Linked DNA regions of Mus musculus: all the other regions are linked to region 3. A link is a loop called in an ENCODE intact Hi-C map of the cell type or tissue named here. Cell type or tissue: heart. All regions are shown on one strand. Links, peaks and the distances in the headings refer to the core of each region. The heading gives the core; the rest is flanking DNA.

The links. Peaks named below come from ENCODE experiments on the same cell type or tissue, not always from the same donor. Only the 100,000 strongest peaks of a DNase experiment are listed, where the experiment ranks them.
Region 1: it touches region 3 in a loop (2.4-fold over the local background); 9 of 42 quality-filtered maps call a loop at or near these places.
Region 2: a loop joins it to region 3, with 3 times the contacts of the local background. A loop is called at or near these places in 10 of 42 quality-filtered maps.

What each region holds. Positions count from the first base shown.
Region 1 is chr10:39,643,623-39,651,083 of GRCm38, forward strand. It overlaps Traf3ip2 (TRAF3 interacting protein 2), which reads left to right. Exons shown (of 9, transcript NM_134000.3): 6 at 2,086-2,154; 7 at 3,227-3,343; 8 at 7,284-7,358. All of the region lies in intron 2 of E130307A14Rik (RIKEN cDNA E130307A14 gene), which reads right to left. Among named protein-coding and RNA genes, the nearest start is that of Gm16364, 34 kb to the left of the region's middle. In heart, for the core only: no CTCF peak of the experiment used is centred there; DNase peaks (open chromatin) are centred at 2,513 and 3,199; H3K27ac peaks cover 1,036 bases.
Region 2 is chr10:39,532,977-39,540,437 of GRCm38, forward strand. Fyn (Fyn proto-oncogene) reads left to right here. Exons shown (of 14, transcript NM_001122893.1): 11 at 658-734; 12 at 833-986. Among named protein-coding and RNA genes, the nearest start is that of Gm40627, 54 kb to the right of the region's middle. In heart, for the core only: a CTCF peak has its summit at 3,355; a DNase peak (open chromatin) is centred at 3,465; H3K27ac peaks cover 709 bases.
Region 3 is chr10:39,728,880-39,736,340 of GRCm38, forward strand. It overlaps Rev3l (REV3 like, DNA directed polymerase zeta catalytic subunit), which reads left to right and starts at 3,281. Exons shown (of 32, transcript NM_011264.3): 1 at 3,281-3,734. The coding sequence starts at 3,596. It overlaps E130307A14Rik (RIKEN cDNA E130307A14 gene), which reads right to left and starts at 3,128. Exons shown (of 3, transcript NR_038037.1): 1 at 2,859-3,128. In heart, for the core only: a CTCF peak has its summit at 4,209; DNase peaks (open chromatin) are centred at 3,122, 3,872 and 4,192; H3K4me3 peaks cover 2,500 bases; H3K27ac peaks cover 2,470 bases.

The DNA of each region.
Region 1 (7,461 bases), core at 2,025-4,524, 86 kb before region 3:
GAAACGTAGAGAGGCAGACACCTCCCAGAACGTGGGTCTGTCTCTGGAGCATGGGAACAAGGTCCGTGCTGAGGAATAATGACCACTGATGGTGTGTTCACATCGTGTATGGCACCATGACGTTTGTCTCTTCTGTATTGCCATAAGTCCTCATGAGCACAGTCATGAAGGTGAAGAGCAGCAAGCTTGAGTGGAGCCCAAGCTTCTCCTCCTTGGTCTGAAATGGCAATGCCTGACTGCACATCACAGACTGGCAGATGGGCCAGCACACACCTCATCACAGTCTCTCCTAGAGGGAGCTTAGGAGGATGAGGAGGTCATATGTGAGACACTGAGTAAATGATAGGATGCTGTAATGGGTTGTTTGCTACTATGGCCATAGTGTGTGAGAGTTAGGGGATGGGGGGATGGTCAGTGTGACTTACACTGCAGAAGGGCTTATGCTGTGCTACAAGGGAACTAATGTGGGGAAAAGATAGTAGCTGGTTCAGGATGCTTGATGAAGACCTGAGACTTGGTTTGGTCCATTCGAAACAGCAGGGTAACACTAGGCTGATTAATACGTGTACAGTAAGTCTAATCAAATAACCCTTCTCCAGAGACCTTCTGAACTCATCTGCTCTAGTACACAGTATATTGCCTCTTCCAACCAGGAGTGACTTTTTTTTTTAATTAGGTATTTTCTTCATTTACATTTCCAGTGCTATCCCAAAAGCCCCCCATACCCTCCCCCCGCAACTCCCCTACCTACCCACTCCCACTTCTTGGCCCTGGAGTTCCCCTGTACTGAGGCATATAAAGTTTGCACGACCAATGGGCCTCTCTTTCCAATGATGGCCAACTAGGCCCTCTTCTGATACATATGCAGCTAGAGTCAAGAGCTCCGGGGTACTGGTTAGTTCATAATGTTGTTCCACCTATAGGGTTGCAGTTCCCTTTAGCTCCTTGGGTACTTTCTCTAGCTCCTCCATTGAGGGCCCTGTGATCCATCCAATAGCTGACTATTTATTATATACTTAATATTGCTAGGCCCCGGCATAGCCTCACAAGAGACAACTATATCAGGGCCAGAAGTGCCTTATATACATCACACACACACACACACACACACACACACACACACACACACGCACACACACAAATAGAAATACCACATACATGTGCACACACTACACACATGCATACAGAGACACATACATGCACACACACAGATACATACACCACAGACACACAGACACACACACACAGATATATACACCACACACAGGCATACACACACACACACACACACACACACACAGGCATACACACACACACACACACACACACACACAGATATATACACCACACACAGGCACACACACACACACACACACACACACACACACACAGATATATACACCACACACAGGCATACACACACACACACACACACACACACACAGACACACAGACACACAGGCATACACACACACACACACACACACACACACACACACACACACTTCCAGGAGAGAAGACTACTCTGAGTCTTATCAGAGTCCCAGAGTTCTTGACTTTCATCCTTAGCCCCTCTCTACCAGCTCAGTGATTGTTTTTGTGATGATTCCTTGGATTTCGCCCAACTTTCATCCAATCCTGTAGAGATGTATAATTGACATAATCCTATCATCATGACCCAACACCACAGTTGTATCTCAGCATTTGTACACAAAATATTCACTAAAGTCACAGAATCTGCCTTTAAATGTTTCAAGTTGCAGATACATAACTGTACTATTTTTAACTTTGTGATATACTGTGTCTTTTAGATTTCTGAACATATAATTACTGTGTAGCTGCAGACACATTTTGAAATGAAACACTATATTCTAGCTATGGATATTATATACTTAAATATCTATGAACACTGAAGTGAGCATATTTCACGAACCTCTTTGCTTCTCTGTTTGGTCTCACGTGTTCCTCCTTATTGAGAGCACTACTTTTAGGGTTGCACATGTATGTAGGATCTTGTGTTTTCTTGAGGTCTGCACTCGGAGAAAGCTCTCATTAAGAGCTCTTTTGCGCATCCTTTTCTTGTAGATTGACATATTTGAGGATAGAATCCGGGGTATTGATATCATTAAATGGATGGAGCGCTATCTTCGAGATGTAAGTATGTTCCAAAAATCTGAGGATGTGTGCTGGTGAGAAAAACAATTAGCTTGTGAAGATATTTCATAGTAGAAACACTGATACTCTCCCCAAGTCTGAGTCTGAGGAAGCCTGGACAAAGCCTCTCTTGTTAGAAGCTATGCAAAAACTTGGAAAGGAAGGATGGGGTCACCCTCCTGGACATGCAGAGGCAGGAAATAATGGTCAAACCAGACACAGGTGGTTGATAACAATCAGCACAAACAATTTCTAGAGCAGAATAGGAAAGGAGGAAATGATAGCGGGGGGTGGGAGGGTGCAGCAGAACCCAGCTGAATTGGAGGCCATTCCAAGCATTTTGTAGGACTGGGCTTGAGAGGTTTCTGGGCAGCTTTGAAAGCTAAGCAGCATGCTACCCCAGGGCACCCACTTGCAGCCCTGTGATTCGTTTTCCACAGACAGAATCTATACTAGCCACTGGGACACTCTGTGCTTTAACAAGATAGAAATTGATTGCTGCCAGCATGTCTGTGTCTGGGTACTTCTTTGGGCAGGAGTGGGTGGGGTGGGAGTCTCAGCAGGCTGGGTTTTGCTGCCTTCCTTTTGCCTGCAGCCCGGCGTTTGCTGTGTGTTGAAGGGTCTGCTCCTACTGACTGTGCTGATGTGCACAGGTGAAGCAGGGCAGTGGAGGTGCATGGTGACTGACAGCTCACATCAGGCTGCAGGGAAGAAGGGTGCTTTTCCGTGCAGTGGTGATGTCTTTCTGCCTCCATGCAGAGTCAGTGATTTCAGATTTCATCAGATGTTTATTAGAGAAGGTTGTGGACGGCAGGAGAATTCCTCTCAGAACCATTTGTTCTGCATGTTTGTGGGTGCTGGGCGCAGAGGCAGTGGGGAGGGGTAGAGGTGACAGCAGGCCTGTGGGGGTTGGGCGGCGCTGATGCCTTTTGCTTTCACAGAGGGACTGGTCGTGTACTGGCCAGCAGGTCAGGGACCGCGTATGGTCCTGCTGGCCAGTTTCCAGCTGGCCTTCACCAAACGAACCATGCTTCCTGCTTCCATAAACATGCTTTCCTCCTTCTCATTACAGAAGACAGTGATGATAATCGTAGCAATCAGCCCCAAATACAAACAGGATGTGGAAGGCGCTGAGTCGCAGCTGGACGAGGACGAGCATGGCTTACATACTAAGTACATTCATCGGATGGTGAGTGAGGGACCACAGCGCCTGGCTCTTCCTCTGGGGCAGGCACCCTCTCTAGGGGGGTTGTTTCTTCATTCAAGGTACTGGGATGTTTGGGGATGCCACAGTTATTTCTATGGCTCAGGATATTTTGAACCTTGAGACCTATGAAGCAGCATCACTCCTCCACCCAGTACTCAAACTGGTCCTGCCAGTAACTTAGAGGTATCAGTCAAAGTTCTAGGAAGTAGAGCTTTGTTTGCTTGGCTATTTACCAACAAGTGTGAAGTTTTAGGAGGCTAGAGTGGTGGAGTGGGCTGGGCATTGTAGCTGTTACATTCTGTTCCTCCCTTTTTCAGAGAGGCAAGTGAAAATTGGGAAGGACACTTCTGTCATGCCAAAAAAGCATGTGTCACATTAGCCTCCTAAGCACAGGCTATGTGGCCATGGCCCAAGTTCTTAAATCCTGCCCTTCTGCAACCCTGTTCACAAAATGGATCATCACTATACACGGTGCTGTGAAGATAAGTGAAGTGATATTCAAAGCATTTGGCACAAGAAAACACTTAACCAAAGAGATATTTGTTCTTTTGTGATAGGTGGGGAACATTCTACTCCCTAACCTGTGCCGTGGGGCTTGGTTACACTTAAACCATGGGAGAATTTAGAAGGAATCAAACTTGCTCAACAACTTGGAGGAAATATTACCCAGCTTCAGAGCTAGCTGTTTTATGGACTGCTTGCCATCTTGTCCTTTGTAGATTTAGAGATACGTTAGAGACCATTTCTATTTAACTAGGAAGCCAGACTAGACCTGTGACTTTCACACTGTCCTGTGGGAACTGTGTGTCTGAAGGCAAGAGTGGCCCTGGTTTCTCTGGCTTGTTTTTTACCAAGGATTCTGACATTAGAGAAAGAGCAGGGAAGTCACTGGACTTGAACTCACAACCCAGTTTCAGTCTCATCCTGCACGGAGATCGGGGATCATCACACCTCACTGCAAGGACTAAGTAAGCAGCATAGGGCAGGACACAGTCAGTAGCCTCAGGCCACCTTTTCCCCAGGGGAAAGAAAAGTTGACCACCATCCACCCTGTGGGTAGAGGGCAGGGAAGGTGTGTAAGCAGCACCCTTATCATCTGAGTCTTTAGGATCTCTGTCAGTGTGAACCACTTGTTTGAGTTTACAACCCAAAGTGGAAGCTAAGGTAAGGTGGTAAAATTCAAGGGTCTGGCTAAGGGTCAGGAGCTAAGTCTGCCTCATATCCAGTCTTACCCAGTGCCAGCCTGTGGAGTCTGAAAAATAGTATTCTTAGAAATAAACTGATCCATGAAGGTCATGACTGACTGGATATTTCTATCCCTTAGCTGTCTGTATCATGTCTGCACATTCCCAGAATACTGACATTCTGTCTACATCTCTAAGAACCTGCCAGTCCCAGGAACCAGCAGTTGGTACTTGGGAAGGACTCCAGGTCCCTACCAGTTCCTGGACAAACCTGTTTAGTTGTGCTAGTATATTGAAAAGCCAGCCAGTAATACACACAGTTCAACCCAATGACTGTGCCAGCTATAGCCATGTGGTCTCCAAATTTGGTTTCTTGGCCCTAATGTCTTTGGCTTCTCCTCGTCACAGAAGGGACTGGATGCGCCATCAGTATCTCCCCATTGATAGGCCGACTTCCTTGCCTCCTCTAGGCATCTGAGTAGTTACTACACAAATCAAATGATGCCATTAGAAAGCCAGTCTCTGAAAGAAATTATGAGAGACAACAAAAGTATACTGCTGAGGGCTTGTCTTTGACAGAGCAGGAGCCTAGTGGACAGACCAAGTAGCCCACACTGCCCTTGAAGCTGGAATGAACCCTCCCTCTACTGTAACTCAGCCCCTGACTGCAGGCGCTTTCTTCGAGATGGCATGGCTGGTACTTGAACTGAGTATGTGGTGTATGCTTTTGGTGTTGTCTTCTGTTTGGAAGGGAGCTGGCTCTGAGAAGACCCGGGTGGCAGATCCGCACTGTGAGAGTGAGGTTGTCGGCGCCTCCACATTCACTTCTCAGTTTTATTTTCATGCACAACAAAAGGTTCTGCTCTGAAAATCAATCGGAGGATGACACTGTTCAGGGTACATAATGCCTTGCTCTTATCTTTGGCATCAGATGGCTAAAAGCTCTGTGCTGGCCTTGGGAATCTGGAAAACTTTAACTCTCTCAGTATTGAAAAATTCTGATTTTGTTTGAGTTCTTGTAGGTAAATCCTCTTGGGTGAGCAGAGTCTGACTGATCTGGTGAGGGAACCTCAGGCCTGACAGAGTGGGCTCCTCATGGTTAACCTCCTAGCCTCCTCTGTCAGGCCTACTGTGCCCCAGAAGTGAATTGCTAGATGGCTGCAGTCAGAACAACACACCTCCTCCAGGCTTGCGTGCCCTCTGCCCTCGCTTTCCCCCACCTTTGTCTACCCGACCAGAACCTTCTTCATGCCCAGGGATCCCTCTCCTGTTACTGTCCTCCAGGCTCCCAGAAGCAGAACAGATAGCCCCTGAGCATCACACTCTTCTGCTGTCTGTCCTCTGGTTAGCAATTTTCCTTCCTGCCTGCTCACTAGATCGATAGCTTTGGGAGGATTGTCCAAATCGTATCAGTGGTGCCCTGCTAAACAACCAACCAACCAACCCTGGGTTTTAGCTTTTACTCATTTTCATATTAGAAGTACTCTCATACTTGGCAATAGAAAGCAAGTAATATAAAGCCATAGACTAAAGAACTGAGAGAGGGACACCCAGCCTTATCTTATAAACTGAGGTGGCCCAGCCCCTGCATACTCCTAATCTTTAAAACCCAGGTCAGCACTCAGGAGGCTGACAAAGGAGAACTGCTTTTAGTTCAAACTCAACCTGGGCCATGTAGTGAATTACAGGCTACATGTGAGACCCTAACTGAAAACAAATTGTGTCACTAAACAGTAGAGATCCACGGAGAACTTGCAGGAGTCAGTTCTCTCTTTCTTTCCGCCGTGTGGGCTCCAGGGATAGGACTTAGGTTCTCAGACAAGGCAGCAAGCAACTGTACCTGCTAGCCAGCTTTCTGGTCCCCAAAAAGTGATTTTTTTTTCCCCCGAGACAATCTCTGTGTAGCCCTGGCTGTCCTGGAACTCACTCTGTAGAGCAGGCTGGCCTCCAACTCAGAAATCTGCCTGCCTCTGCCTCCCAAGTGCTAGGATTAAAGGAATGCGCCACCACCGCCCAGCAGAAAGTGATTTTAATAGGTCTTCAGTAAGTGGCTGTATTACTCAGGATTTTCTAGAAGGATAGAACTCTCTCCATATGGAAATTTATTAGAATGGCTTAAAGGCTTAAAGGTTCTGGTCCAGCTAGTCTAAAAATGGCTGTCTACCAACAGAAGATTCAAGGATCCAGTAGCTATTCTATCCACGAAGCCAGATTTCTCAGCTGCTCTTCAGTATATACTGGAATCCTGAAGAAGCAGGCTCTAATCTAGTGTAGGAATGGATGTGCTAGTGAGAGTGAGAGCAAGCAGGCAGAGAGGAATGCTTCCTTCTTCCATTCATAAAGGCTTCCAGCGCAAGGTGTGGCCCAAATTAGAAGTGGGTTTTTGCATTTCAAAAGATCTGGATTAAAGGTGGATCTTCCCACCTCAAAGATCAGGCTTAGAAGTGGATCTTCCCATTTTGAATGGGTTAATTAAGCAAAAATCCCTCACTTGTGTACCCACCCATCTTTAGTTTTTAGTTAATTCTAGACGTACTCAGGTTGACAGCCAACAATAGCCATCATAGTGGTCTATACAGAAAAAGTGGCATAATGTGTCTGGAGGAAGCTTAAAATTTTAAGCAATTTGGCACTCAAATAAACCACCCAGAATAAAGTTGTCCTGTGGGCTGGTAGTGTTGTTGACACATCAACTCATCTTTGACCCTGGATTAAGTCTTCATATTTTTTGGTTTTAGATGCAGATTGAGTTCATAAGTCAGGGAAGCATGAACTTCAGATTCATCCCTGTGCTCTTCCCAAATGCCAAGAAGGTAAGCAAGCCAACCAACAAGCAGTCCTCAATAATTCTATCTTTGTTTTCAAGTCTGGCTTGATGACTACCTGGGATTTTAGGTTAAAAATCTTGTCAACTCT
Region 2 (7,461 bases), core at 2,025-4,524, 200 kb before region 3:
ATCTCCGCCTCGGTGTCAGATCCGTGCCTCCTCACTCAGCCTCACACGAGTGGCTCTGAAGCTCTGGCTGTCCGAGGCACAGGCGTGACTGGCTGGGATCTAATTAGGAAGCTCCTGCCCCACCCATATTCCTTGGATGCTTAAAATCTGAAAATAAGTCAGCAGTTCTGAAAGTCCCTTGTACCTGAGGCACCTAGAGAGCTTCTAAAAATACGGGCATCTGTGTCTGACTCTGGGATTCCTGATGTAGTGGATAGAGCCTGAGGACACGCCCTTCCAGCAAATACTGTCACTACTGTTGCTACTTGTCGGAGCCTCAGCCTGCTCACCTGAGCTGGCTCTCCACATCAGTCGCCTGTACGTCGTCGGTTACTGGGACATGAAGGATGGTTTGGTTCCTCCTGGTGACAACATAAAAGGAGACGTTCATTTCTTCTGGTTTTACTAACTCCTTTCTCACTGCTTATTTTCAGAAGCTACAACTCGCTTCTTAAAACATAAACTTGATTTCTTGGTTTTTGTTCAAAGCTTTCTTTTTCCATTGATGCAATTATCCTTTTCATCTCCCTTTTACTTCCACTAAGGAAATCAAATACAGCCACTATTGAGAATCTTTGCCTCTCTGAGTAAACTAAAATTGTTTTGTTTCATTCATAGGAAGTTTGCTTGACTTCTTAAAAGATGGTGAAGGAAGAGCTCTGAAGTTGCCAAACCTTGTGGACATGGCGGCACAGGTGGGCCTGGGGTCTTAATTCAGGCTGTGGCTGTACCAGCACGGACTCTCAAGGTGTTGTGGTGTAACAGCTGTGCCCCCTTCCCTGGGTTTCCACAGGTTGCTGCAGGAATGGCTTACATCGAGCGCATGAATTATATCCACAGAGATCTGCGATCAGCAAACATTCTAGTGGGGAATGGACTAATTTGCAAGATTGCTGACTTTGGATTGGCTCGGTTGATTGAAGACAATGAATACACAGCAAGACAAGGTGGGCACTTCCAGGGCAGTGGCTCCTGATTGATCTTTGCCTGCACAGCCTTCTCCTTACCTTCATTTCCTCCCTCTTCCCTTTGTTTGTCTGATCTGGCGCGAGCTGCACAGTTCTCAGGTGGGAGCTAGTGGATCTAGTTGGCGTGTGCAGTGCTGGTCTAGTAAGTGGGCGTCTGTTCCCATGGCTTGCCTGGCTTTTGGGAAGTATCTAGGCCCACGGTGTTCCACTTTTGGAGAAAGAAGGCTTTGAGAAGCCAAGTTATAGCTCATTCTCCATTAGCCACCTCTGAGCAGAAATCAGGTGACACTCCAAGTCAGACAAGTTCCTTTACAAAGGAACAGGCGTGGTGTTGGAAAACGGAGAACATAATAAATAGCAGGGGAGCCAAGGCTCAGAATGCAACAGGAGTAGGTAGCGCCAGAGCAAAGACACCTCCTGGTAGAGAGCCTGCACATGGAGGCGATTCCTGATCTCAGTCAGCAGCTGCCTGCCAGGCCCAGCCAGGACCAGCTGGGACCAGCCTGAGACTGAGCTCTGCAGAGCGCTGAGGAGAAAAGAAATGGTCTGGAGGGCCTGGAGGACTGCAGTGCTGGAGAAGCCGTCTCTTCTCCTGCCTCACCCACCCCCTGCAAAGGGTCAAAGACATTAGTTTTATGTAAACCACGTACCAGACCAGAAGCCAACCCACTTGGGGAGGAGGGATTGTTTGTCAAGCACCAGATGTCAGGAAAGAATTCCCAAGGTGTTTTCTGCCTTCCTGGCTGGCTGCTTGCATGGCAGTGTCCAGGCATAGCACTGAGGAACTAGCAACAGTGGAGGCCTCTGTGTGGGTTTTAAAGCCGGAACTCAGGCAGGGAGTAGGTTTCCTTGGTGAAACTAACCGAAGCCTGGCCACCCCAGCCAAGCTGAGCAGTAGTGGGGATGGATTACAGGATGGTGCATTCTGCAGTTTTATGTTGAATAGTAGTTGTTTCGCTCATTTTTGGCAATTCCTTCCGCCTTTCACTTGCCTCAGAATGGAAGTGCAGTGAATGATGTGAGAAAATGTTAAACTGGGGCCCTGCCTAGGTACTGACACTATCCAAGTGCTCGGTTGCATGTCGGACAAACCGCCCAGCTATTTGAATTCCCCACTCCCACCCCTGGCACACGCCATCTCTTGCCCTTGTGGGATCCTGGGGGGTACGGGGGGGGGGGGTATGCACACAGACACACACCCAAAGTCAGGGGTCACAAAAGCAGGCTGTATCTCTAAGCAGAGAGGAATACAGACGTGACTTGGTGACAGGGCATGCCAAGAGGGTCTGAGTGAATATGATCAGAGGCCTTGCCCTGAGGGAGAGCCTGTGAGGGTTGATAACCAGCATGTTCCATTTAGGAAATGGCTCCAAAGAAACTCAGGAGCTTCCGTCTGTGTGTGAGAAAGTCTCCGTGGCAGAGGGAGCAGTGCAAGACTGTTTACTTTTAACTAGACTTTGAACTCTGTAGAGTCTATGGTTAACACCCTTGACCCATCTGTGAATGAGAGGTGTCAGGCCAGGAGCTAACAGATGCTACCAGAGTACTGTTGGGATGGACTGGGTACATAAGTCATGCATCATTCATAAGGGTGCCTAAGACTGTGGCCTCAGGCGGCTGGCACCTCTCATGTCAGGTTCTGCACTGGAACCCATCCAGGGCCCTCTCAGCCTGGCCATGCAGCCTTCCTTCCCACTTCCCACCATGACTGCCTCTCTGCCCTGCCTCCCCCCCATGACATCCAGACCACAGTCTGAGGCCCTTTCCAAGGACAAGCCTCAGTCCTTTGTTCAGCATTTCCTTGACAGAAGAGTCCACCTTTCCCTCTTAGAATATTATTTCTTCTTTCTTATCTTTGTCAACTGTCTTCAGATGCATACCAAACACTGAAAAGGGTAAGCAATAAGGGTTACAGGAGCTAGAGTATGACAGGAGAGACGGGCAGTCTGTGCTGTCCTGAAGCTGAGAACCAGGAAAGGCCAAGGCACGTCAGGACCTGGAAGGGGCAGGAAATAGACCCATAGTTAGCATATTTGTTCATACAAATCACAAAGCTCACAAGTGGAAGGTCCGGATTTGAAAACAGTACAGCCCACCTGACCAGGTGTGCTCTTGAGCTGTGCCCACTGTCTCCCCCCAAGACAGTGAATCAGAGAATAGAATGGAAAACCAGAGAGAATTAGTCCTAAGTCCCACTTCCCCTTTATTTTATGGAAAAAGCCTCAAGGGACAACCTCTCAGATTCACATGTGTCAGGGGACCAGAGAGACTTTTCCTTTTGCAGCCTTGGCTAGCCCAGCTGTTCCTACAGTTCCTTCACTGTGCCTGCCCTGCCCTGGCCTGTCCACGAGATGGAAAGGTCCGGCATGTGTTTGCCAATGTATTCTGCAGATGGCATGTGTGCTGCATGCCGGCGTTCCTGCCGGGGATTAATAAGCTCCTCTAGACAGCTGGTCCATGTGCCTAATAATATTTGCAAGTCGGGTTTTATGTCACCCGCAGGCCACAGCCGTGCCGCGTGTTGATTATGGGAGTGCAGGCAGTGTTCTGAAACATGTGCCAAATGTAGCTATTTTAGGACCATGAATGACAAATTGTTTGCAAAACAGTTGTGAGTTTCCCATCTCAAGGTGCTCTGAAATGTCTGTCACCACGGACAGACACACACACAAGGTGTGACAGCACAGGACACAAGGACACTGCAGTATGGAGCTCTGTTACAGGTCTTCCATGTGTCTTTGTCTCCTACAAGCCCCATACTCACCCCCTGCCTGCCTGGCTTGTGAGGAGAAGCCCAGTGTCAAAGAAGAATTCAAGACCAGGCCTAGTGCCTATGAAGGTTACCCTTCACTTGACAGCATTCTAGAAGCAACTAGAATCATTTGGGGTTCCTTGTAATGGCCTGGACACTTCAAAATAAGAACTAGTTCTTGTTTAGTCATAAGCTCTGCACTAAATTCTGTCCATCTGGAGTCGCTTAAATAATCCATAGCAAGTGTTTGAATAGTTTGTTTATCAAAGGAACTTGGCTAAAAGTTGTTAAGGAGATACCCAGGCCAAAGCAGAGGCCCTGTGTGGTCTCAGCTCCTCTGGGGACTGAAGAGGGAAGATCTCATCAGCCCAGGAGTTCGAGACTGGCATGCACAAAACTGTAAGATTCCACGTCGAAGGAAGAAAGGAGGGAGGGGGGAACGCAGAGGAAGCCTAAGGGCACATAAGGACAGTTGGCTAGCATGAGAAAGAACACAAGAACATTAAACTCATGCAGCAAAGCCCAGCAATACCCACTGACTTGGGCCCTGGGCAAGCTGGGTGATTCGTCCATGGGCAGATTACTTATTTTTAACTGCAAATGCATCTTCCCTGTCTGTGCGTGTTTGCAGCTACTGGAAAGCACTTGTGTGTCTAACCTAGCCCCAGCGAGTAGGAACTGGACAGTGTCGCTTGCTGCTGTTCTGTTTTTACTATACAGAGGACCAGGCTGCTAGAGAATAAACAAATGGGTAGGTTGCAGTTGTACTGGAAAGAGCCAATTACCATTCAGGGTTAAAAAAGAAGCTAAAGGCCCTTTCCAGGAGGCAGGTGTAGGCTATGGTTAGAGTGGCACTGTCAGCAGCAGAGAAGGGAGAACGTCGGGGCCATCTTAACATCTCAGCGAGAGAGAATGAGTATGAGTTGGGATTTGTTGTATTTGAGGTGTCTGTGCCGGTGCATCTAAGCCCAGAGAAGCTGCTGCAGCATCGCAGCTGATCCACTGCCACAGCAGGGTCCTCTGACCCTCATCCTTCCCACTCTGTCACCTACGCCTCTCCTAGAACTCTACTGACAGCCACCTCTCTACCCCCAGTCCCACGATCCTTCCAGAAGTTACTGGAGCCCCCAGCTGGGCCCAGGGCTTCGAGGTGAGGCTGTGCTCTTGAGCCACACCCTCTCCTCAGCATCAGTTGTTTGCTCCTCTGTCACAGCCCCTGGCCATCCGTTCCTTCTCATGGAAAATGAAAATGGGTGGGAGAACTCTCCACAGACTTGGTCTTTTTCCTCATTCCTCAAGCAGCTGAGAGCTGGCTAATGCTGATTTGAACCTGGCACACTCAGCTCAGCTAGACCTGGCCATGTTTAGCAATGACTTGCTCTTGTGGACACTTGATTTCTCTTCTCTTCTCTTCTCTTCTCTTCTCTTCTCTTCTCTTCTCTTCTCTTTTTTTTTTCTATTTTCTTTTTTAAAATTTACATTCATCCAGTAAAGTAGACAAATCTGGTATGCAACTGGGTATGTGTTTACATAGTTTTGAAAGCACCTCACAGAGAAAGACAGACCTATAAAGACCATTTCATTCCACTCTAGTCCACAATCGGCCCCAGAGAGGGCTGTTTTCTGTTGCTTCAGATTCCCTCTGCCTGTAAGGAAGTTCATGAGTGTGACTTCACAGATCCCTTCCTTAGTAAGCCACCACTCTCAGGAATAGCCTCGCCTAGCCGTGACGTACTCTTTGATCTGCTTCTTGCTTCCTGTAACAGGCCTTGGCTTCTCACAGCAGACTGATATTTCACTGAGCAGAGGTACCATGTGCCCCATCACTGTACGGAGGAGCAGTAGGGCAAACTCTACTTGGGCTGGTACAGATGAAGCTGCCGGGCGGGAGACACACCCCTATCTCCCGGGTACTCACCCTGTCAGAAGGGCTGGTACTGGCTTGTCAGCAGCAGGTGCTGTCCCAAGAACACCGATTTAAAAGGCAACTGCAGCTAGGTGACTTGCCTGGTTTGGAAATCAGAACCCCCAGGTTTAAACCACTTCTGTCACTGACACACAGGGTGGCCTCAAGCAAATCAGCTACCTCTTTGGAGCATCATGTTTATCCTCTGTAAAATAGATAGTAACAGGGCCTGCCTCACATGGATACTATATGATTGAGTAAGCAATCTATAAAAATTTGAGGGTGGTAAAATATGAAGAATTATTTTAAAACTTCAATTTTTTGTGATTGACATGTTTTCCATAGAGAGGGTTTTATGGTATTAAAAATCATTTAAAGAGAAAAAAATGTTAGTAATCAATAGAGGAAAGGTACTTATAAAGCCATAATACACAGCCAGATAGGTGGATGATTGATTGATTGACTGATTGATAGATGATAGATAGGTGAGTGGATGTGTGTGGAATGTGTGCATATGAATGTGCATGTGTACAAGAGCACACACATATCATTATTTATAGCCCAGACCAGTCTATTTTTCTGGTTCTATCTACATGTCCCACAGACCCTCTGTTCTGAACTCAACGAAGGGAGAGTCAACTAACCCTGCCCCTCCATTGTCTTGGGCAGGCCTTCATTCTTTCCTCCTGTTAAGAACCATTCATGGCTGGGTGGGTATGGTGGTACACACCTTTAATCTCAGCACTAGGAAGTCAAAGGCAGGCAGATCTATTGAGTTTGAGGCCAGCCTGGTCTGAGTTCCAGGGCAACCAGGGCTACATAGAGAGACTGCCCACTCCCACCCCCACCCTCACCCCCACCCCCAAAAAAGAAAGAAAAGAACTATCCACAGCCCCGAGCTGCATGCACATGGTTTTTATTTATATTTATTATATATCATTATTGTGTCTGACATCACATATGTACATAAGTTCTCACATGAATCCTGGTAGCAATTCTCCTGGATATCACTAACACAGGTCTCGCTGTTCCTCTGTGGGGATGGGGGCCTAAAGACTGAATACAGCCCTCATGAGCACGGAACATTTATTGGCACTGTCTGTGTACAGCAGTGGACATAGCTCTTATCACTGCCCTTCTCCTCGCTCTCTGCAGACACACTTTTCTGCTCTCTGTGCAGTATGTACAGGCTTCCCAGAAATGGAGTGCTAGAATTCTGTAATCCTGCAAGAACCCTTAGAGAAGGTTGTTGCTTATGTCGGTGTTTGCTGCACACTGTGAGCTGGTCTCTGGGGGAAGTTCAGGAGCTAGCTTCCCAGCTAGATAGACCTGTGCTCAGATGCTAGCCTAGCTCTGCCTTCCCTTGGGTTGCAGCCTCTCTGGGCCTCAGCATAGTCATCTGGGACCCCCTCTCTGGTGGCTGTGGCTTAGAAAGGGCAGAGCTGTTTGGTGTCCTTTGCTTCTGTTCTCCCTCACAGGACTTTCTCCTCCCAGACCTCCTACCTCCTTTCTCTGTATTCCTCACTCTGTTCAAAAAGATGGCCAGGCCTGGGCTGACTCTGAGCCTGGCCGGAGAAGTCGTGGCATTATCTTAGTATGAGTCCTGGAATCTCTGCAGATCTGCTCGGGCACCTGGGATAAGTTGCTTTGAACCTGCCTTCTTCTGCAAACAAAATTGTCACACGGTCTGAGAACAGACAGGAAGCACTCACCACAGAGGACTTAGTGCAGTTGGCAGTGGCATTAACAAAAGCAGTGATAAGTTGACCCTATAGACACATACAGCCGTCCTCTGC
Region 3 (7,461 bases), core at 2,877-5,376:
AAAGTTAGCACTCCTCACAGAAGAATCAGACACTCTCATTATGGTGTTTGCCAGAAAAGCTCCTTTCCAAATACAGGTGAATGGTAATGTTGTTTACTTTTAGAAACACACTTTGATTCGGTACATTTGATTGCTGAAAACTAATTAGTACCCTTTTCAACTAATTTATATTTAAGTAAAAAGTCATTCTGGTGGCTTGGGAGTAACTTTAGAAACTTGAATATTAAATATTAGAGTTTAGCTATTTGGCTAAAATTAGAAAATTTATCATCACATGACTAATCTTAGTACCCTAGCTGCAAGGGAGTCTGAAAACCAGTTTTTATTACTATATTTATAATACTATAAAAGCCAGCTTCTAAAGTACAGAAGAGCAAGCTAGAAGGTTATGATGGTTAATCTTCATTGTTAACTTGGTCAGATTTAGAATCACCACAGAAATACAAGGGTATTTCTAGAATGGTTTAACGGATGAGGGAAGACCCACACCGACTGTGAACATCAATATTTTATAATCTTGAATCCCTGCATAAATTAAAAGATGAAACTGAACTGAGCATCTTTCTTTGCTTCCTAAGTGGACAAAAATGAGCAGTTACCTCACATTCTCACGACTATGTCTTCCTCACATTTACAGAGTTTATTCCTTAGAACTTTAAACCAAAATAAATTCTTTTCCTCCTTATGTTTCTTCTTGTCAAGTGTTCTGGACATAGTGAGGAAAGCCAGTGATATAGAATGGGCTGCCTGTTGTTGACTAAGTCACCATATACCTACTCCTTCCCCCTCATATAGATGGTCTCTGCCTACAATTACAGATAATTGTTAAAAGCAAATGTTTTCACCTGATGTTTAAAAGTATTGTCATGGAAGGGTTGAAAGGCTCTGGGTAAATAGGTGAGATGATAAATGTCAGTCAATGAGCTCCAATAACTGACAAATGTTAACTGCTTGTGATATACAGGGCTGGCTGGTAGGGTTGCTAAGCATACAGGTTTCCATTCTCCATCCCCCCAACATGTGATTTAGTAAGTGACAAAATATTAAAATTAACAAAAAAATATCCTAAGTGCTACAGGACATGCAGCAAGACCACCAATCTACAAATTTAGGATATTTTTTGTTAATTTTAATATTTTGTCACTTACTAAATCACATGTTGGGGGGATGGAAAATGGAAACATATTCTTAGCAACCCCACCAGCCAGCCCTGTATATCTCAAGCAGTATAAAATTGAGACTATTATATTATATTTTGATGAAGTCTATGCGTAATTTTTAAATTATATTGTTTCTAACTGATGGACATCATGGAAATCACTGGTGTTGTCCATCTGACATTCTGACTGTATAAAATGTTTATTTGTACCAAAGAACACACGGTAAGTGCATACATACACTGCTGATGAACAAAAGGCTTGTGTGTGGAAGTCATATTTTAAAGTCTCTTCTATAGTCTTCTAATACTTAAGTCAATTTGTAAAAAATTCTCTGTACTATAGCTGTTAGTAGGTTACATCCTAGTCTTGCCACTTCTTATGATGCTCTTGAGGCAAATTTACTGTATTGATTAGTCTCAAATCACCCTAAGCATAAATTCATATTAACATTTGTTAGTATGGAACGCTGCGTTCTGCAATGTGTCCCTTTAAGCCTTTTGATTTTATGTGAAAATCCACAATTGACTGTGAACAAGGAGCTCTCACCCCACTCCAGATACAAGGCAATATAACAAGCAGTAAAATGCACCTGTATAATTTTTTAAGTGGGACAGAATGAACTCTACTTTGGATGGATAATGACTGTCAAGTGTCCTAATTTCAGTGGCAAATTTCAAAGCTGAAAACTGTAGTTTCTGCTTCCTATTACTTTAATCTTTTTGTTGGGGCGGAATTGGGGGGGGGGGCGGCGGCGACGACTCACCTGTGAAAAACGAGGCCTAAAAAAATCAAATTATTTGTCCGAGGTCACGCCCAGTATTAGTGACCAAGCCAGACAAAATCCATAGGTTCTAATTTAACATCCTCACCAGCAGCATCTGTTGCCCCCGCACCCCCCAATCCCTAACTGTGCCACTTCATCTCCTTTCTAGCTCCAAATAAAGTTGGTTTTTATTTTATGTCTTACCCCACCCCCTTTTTCTTCTGTGTCAACCCGTAGTAAAATCTTGCACTAAGAGTGAATGAAAACACGCCGACTTTTAGGAGCCTTTCCCTTTTGCCAACATTTTCTCTGAAAGGCTCTCGGGGCTCTCCGAGCAGCCGCGAGAGGAGTGGAGGGAGGGAGGTGAGTGGAGCAAACAAGTCTTTCCGTGTTCTCGCTCGTGCCGCGTGTGTGTGTGGGGTGTGTGTGTGTAGCCTGCGCGGGGGAACCCACAGTGGTTGTCCTAGTGCGAGAGGGGCAGGCGGTGGGGGAGTGGGGGGGTGGAGAAAACCACGACGGTGGGAAATCCCTGTGCTGTCGGTGTATCTGCCCAGCTTGGGCAAAGCTGGGCAGGGCCGCGCGTGAATAAATCTCCTTAAGTGGCCGGGCGCAGTCACTGCAGCACCGCAGAAGAGGAGGCGGGCGAGGCGGGGCGCGAGGCTCGCCCGGAGCTGGGGGGAGGGGAGGGCGGAGGAGGGAGCGAGCGCCAGGGCGGCCCTTTTATAGGCCGAGGCCCGCGCGCCCCCGCCCCTCGAGCTGGCCCGGGCTCCAGCTCCGCCGCCGCGTTACCTGAGAAGGGCCGGCACGTCCAACGCTCCGCCCGCCCGCTCGCTCGCCCGCCCGGCCCGCCCTCCCTCCTTCCCACCCTCCCGCTCGGCCAGGGCCGCCCGAGGTCTGTGCCGCGCCTCCCTTCTCCCGCTGGCGGCTTCCCTTACCTTGTGAAAACAAAACAAAACAAAAAATATCCTCTCCGCGGCAGCCCCCGCCTCTTCCGTAAGATGTGACATGGCGGTCGGCGAGGGGAACTCGGGAAGCCGCCAAAACCCTGCGCCCCTCTGAGCCTATCCATGCTATCGGCGCTCCCCGGGCCCCGCCGCAGTGACCCGGCCCACAGGCCGAATCATCGATTCCTCGGCGCGCGGCCCGGCTTCCCGCCAGCTTCTTCCCCAGCCGCGCGCTCCGAGCGGGGGAGAACCCCCTCCTCGTCCCCTCCCACCCCGGGCGCGCGCCCGCCCGCCTCCTCCCCCCCCCCCGTCGCCGCTCGCGCGCGCGCACACACACACCCCTCCTCCCCTCCCCCAGTGGTTGCGTCCGTGACATCATCATCATGGCAACAAGAGCTGCAGCCTGGGACCGAGGAGCCCGTGTGATTCCCGGCGGCGGCGGCCGTGGCGGCAGCAGCAGCGGTACCACCCGACCCGACGAACGCGCGAGGGCTTCTCTCCCGCTGCCTCTCGCCCGGAGCGTCTGAGGAGGCGGCGGCAGCACACAGCCTCCGCAGCCTCCGCGCGCCGCCGCCGCTGCCGCTCGTCCCGGCGTCCGTGCGAGGGGCGGGGGGGAAAAGCCGAACCGAGGAGGAAGGGGAGGAGGCGCCTCTGCGGAGCCCGCCGCCGCCGCTGCTGCCAGGTCGCTGAGTGGAGGGGAGGCGGTGGCGGTGGCGGCGGCGGCGAACATGTTTTCTGTGCGGATAGTGACTGCCGACTACTACATGGCCAGCCCGCTGCCGGGGCTGGATACCTGCCAATCCCCGCTCACCCAGCTCCCTGTCAAGAAGGTGCCGGTGGTACGAGTCTTCGGGGCGACCCCGGCAGGTAAGCGGGAGCGGGCGGGAGCGGGAGCGCGGGCGCCGGGTCGTCGGGGCTGCCCTCCCTCCGCGCACTCGCGCGCACGCCGCCGCCGGCGGCCCTCTACAGGGTCGCTGCGGAGTCTGCCCTGTTCTCGGCTTTGCTCGCCTTCTCTCTCGCGCGCGTGACAGGAGGCGCAAAAGAAAAAAAAATGTGGGCTCGCGTGAGCGCTGCGCCCCCCTCCGCGGCAGAGAGGCGGCGGGCGCCCGGTCTCTCCTTTGCGAGCGGCGAGCAGGCTGGAGCCCCTGCCTCGGTGGGTCGGGTGGCTGCGCCTCGTCCCCAAGGACGAGTTCGCGGGTCCTTAGAGGTCGGTCCCCGGCGGAGACCCCGGCCACTCGCTACGTGTCCCTAGTGCCCCGTTCGAGAAAAGGCTTTGAGGGCAGAGGCGAAGTGTCAGGCGTGTTGTCCGTCGCTCCCGGTTGCCTCTGTTCACCCTCGCTCTCCTCTGCCCCTGCCGGAGATGCTGTGGCTGTAGAAAGTGGCGCCCGGGGCCAGATAATTTTTCTCATTGAAGTGACCATGTGGCTCTTCTGTGAGTGCAGGTCGTGACTGCTTAGAGTTTAATGCCTCGACAGGGACAGAGCGGCATCCTCAGGTGCAATGCTTTCAGGAAATGTGCATCCATGGAAATAGGAACTACGTGTTTGTGTCGCCCAACATAAAATACTACACCTAATGGGGGTGGATTCGTTAGGAAACACAGCCAAGCTCAGCAGCATAGGCATTTTAAAATTCCTCTAGGCTGGGTTGCAGGGTTGCATTTTAAAAATAGATTAAAAAAAAAAAAGCCATTTTGAAGAAATGGTGGGGGGGGGAAATGACAAGCTATGTTCTGGAACACTCTTTGGGTTTATAATATAAATAGGTTAGGGGCCAGATATACAAGGTTTTGCGTTTTTATCTTTCAGTTTTGCGTCTTTTTACATGCTTTAAACTGTTAAGATGAAATGGTAAAGCCGTATTCTGGAAGACGATTCTTACCAAGGTATAGCCCTATGGGGTTTCAGACGGCATTTCCCACTTGATGCTCTTTGCCTTCGTCGCCATTCATCTTTATTACTACAGTCAGCTTCTGTGGACTACCAAGACAATACCATTTCCCAAAATACAGACACTCGTTCTAAGCTACTACCTTTTAATGTGAATTCTCTTTGTTAACAATGCCAATGACATAAATAAGGCTGGGTAAAAGACTCCTTTTTCAAGTAGAGTTTGATGCTGTGAACCTTGGAAGATCGAGAACCGGAATGCTGGTAACAGTTGGTAGAAAGTATAGCATTTGAGACGTGGAAGACTGGAAAATCAGAGGCATTATAATGTTCTGGAGGATAGGTTTTCTACCTTTTTAAATGCTGTGCTGCTGTCTTTGTTTTGATTTGGAATCTCAGGGTAATACACTGCCTGTTCTCCTTTCAGCTGCAGAGGATGATAGTGAAGTTGATTTTCAAGTTGTAGAGCAACATGCTAATAGGATATTGTTGTGGTGGTCCAGTTTGTATGGTGGTCGAGTTATAGGTTTTCCTGCTACACTCACTCAATAGGTATACGTGAGTGATTTTAAAACTATTATGTAGGAAAGCTTTTGTTTGTGCGATTGCATGAATTTCACTTGCTATTAGCCGATTCTGTGAAAGAGTATCTTTTACAAATAGACTGGTGTAGACACTTGTGTTTCTGAATGTTGGAATGTGAACTATTTCATAAGAAATATTTATCTCTTCTTCTTGAATATCTTACAATAGGTCGCCAGCCTCCAATTAAAAAGAGAAACCCTCTGTGTTTTTTGTGGTGTACTTGGAAATGTATACTATAAATGAAGAAAAAATAAGTACTTGTGATACAGGCAAAAGCAATCATCACGTTGCTAAGGAGTATCATGTTGCTAAGGAGTATCAGGTTGCTAAGGAGTATAAGGTTGAAGGTATAATTCACAGGTTAAAGCAAAAGTTTCTGTTTCAAGCATGACACATAGATGGATGTAAATGTCAGTTTAGACCTCAGTAATTGGTTCATTAATATATGGTAATAGTGCTTGTGAGATACCTTGGTGCTGAGGTCAGAGGAAAACAATAAAATAATTCCTTACATAGTATAAAACAAATCTTGTTTCCTCAATGTGAGAAAAAAAAATTGAAGTCCTTGGCACACACTTAAAGTCTCCAGTTTTTATAAATCAAGCATTTTTAATGTCATAGACCGCCCCCCAGTAGAGTTAATATTAATCCAGACTCAATGAAAACTACCCTGCAGAATTTTCTGCTTTAAATTCTCTTCCCAAAGAAAACTAGTCCAGGCCATGTAGATTTAAAACTTGGAAATAATGTAATAGAGCGGCCAGAATATTTTATTAAAAATCAGTGTTTGGTGGGTGTGGCGCTGAATGCCTATCATCTGTCCCTGGTGGCCAAGGCAGGTGGATCTCTGAGTTCAAGGCTAGTCCGGCCTACTTAGCTAGTTCTGGAGACCCAGGACTACACAGAGAAACCCTGTCTTGAAAAACCAAACCAACTAACCAAACACAATTTGAATGCTAGAATTTTTTAATGAAAACAAATTTACTATTACAAAATTCAGACATATTACTAATGTGTAAACTATGTTAATGGACATTTGTAACACCTGTAAGTCCTCACCTTGTAGGTGTTAACTTTGGAAGTCCGTAATTCTTTGATTTGGAGAAAAGATTTTTTTTTCTTAAACAGAATTTGCTATTCAAAGTAGATCCAATATCAGCAGAAGAAAGTTTCTCTCAAAATGGCTATTTGAATTATAAATTCCGAGTCAATTGGATTACTGCTGTTGCAGGAAAAGTAATTTTCTGCTTTAGGAAACAGTCCAGTTAACTTTTGTTGTCCTGTCTTAAGGACATATTTGGAGTAATGTAAATAAATGTCTTGGATTTAAACACCTGTGTTTTGAGTTTGTGAAATTTGAAAATATTTTTTTAAATAGCATATTCAGACTTGAATGTGAATTTTTGACTGATTGGTTTGATCATTTGCTAATTGAACATAGTGATTCCTTATAAAAGTCACTTCATTTCTTTCATGTGAGTGAGGGAGTTACGTTTTAGAAACCCTTAGTTCTTTAAACTCATTAATTTTTTTTTTTTTTTACATCTCTTTGGTGTGTGTGTGTGTGTGTGTATGTGTACACATGTTTTCAAACACCATGGTGTGTGTGAGTACATGTGTGTTTTCAAGCACCATGGTGTGTGTGTGTGTGTGTGTGTGTGTGTATGTGAGTACCCAAGCACCTCGGTGACATTTGGAGGTCAGAGGGACTCGTTCCACCTTGTGGGTTCCTAGGACCCAGGTCATCAGGCCAGGCAGCAAGTACCTTTACCAGCTAAGCCTTCTCATTGGCACTAAACTCATTGTTTTTGAGTTGTGAGCATAGCTAGCCTTTAACAGCTGAGCAATCTCTCCAGATCCCTAAATTCATTTTTTAAAAAGTCTTAAACATTACTTTGATACATTATTTGATGTGTCCCAAGCATTATCATTGTAGAAAAAAATTATAATAACGCTCTGGTAATTTGTGGGGGGGGGGGGGAAGCAATGTGACTAAAGTATGGGATGATGTCTTTTTCATTTCTATCTGCATGGGTGTGGCACTACACATACAAGGCTGCTGAGGACCTGACTCCGGTGAGGAACTGGATGCGTCCAGAATCCACATCTCCACTTTTGCT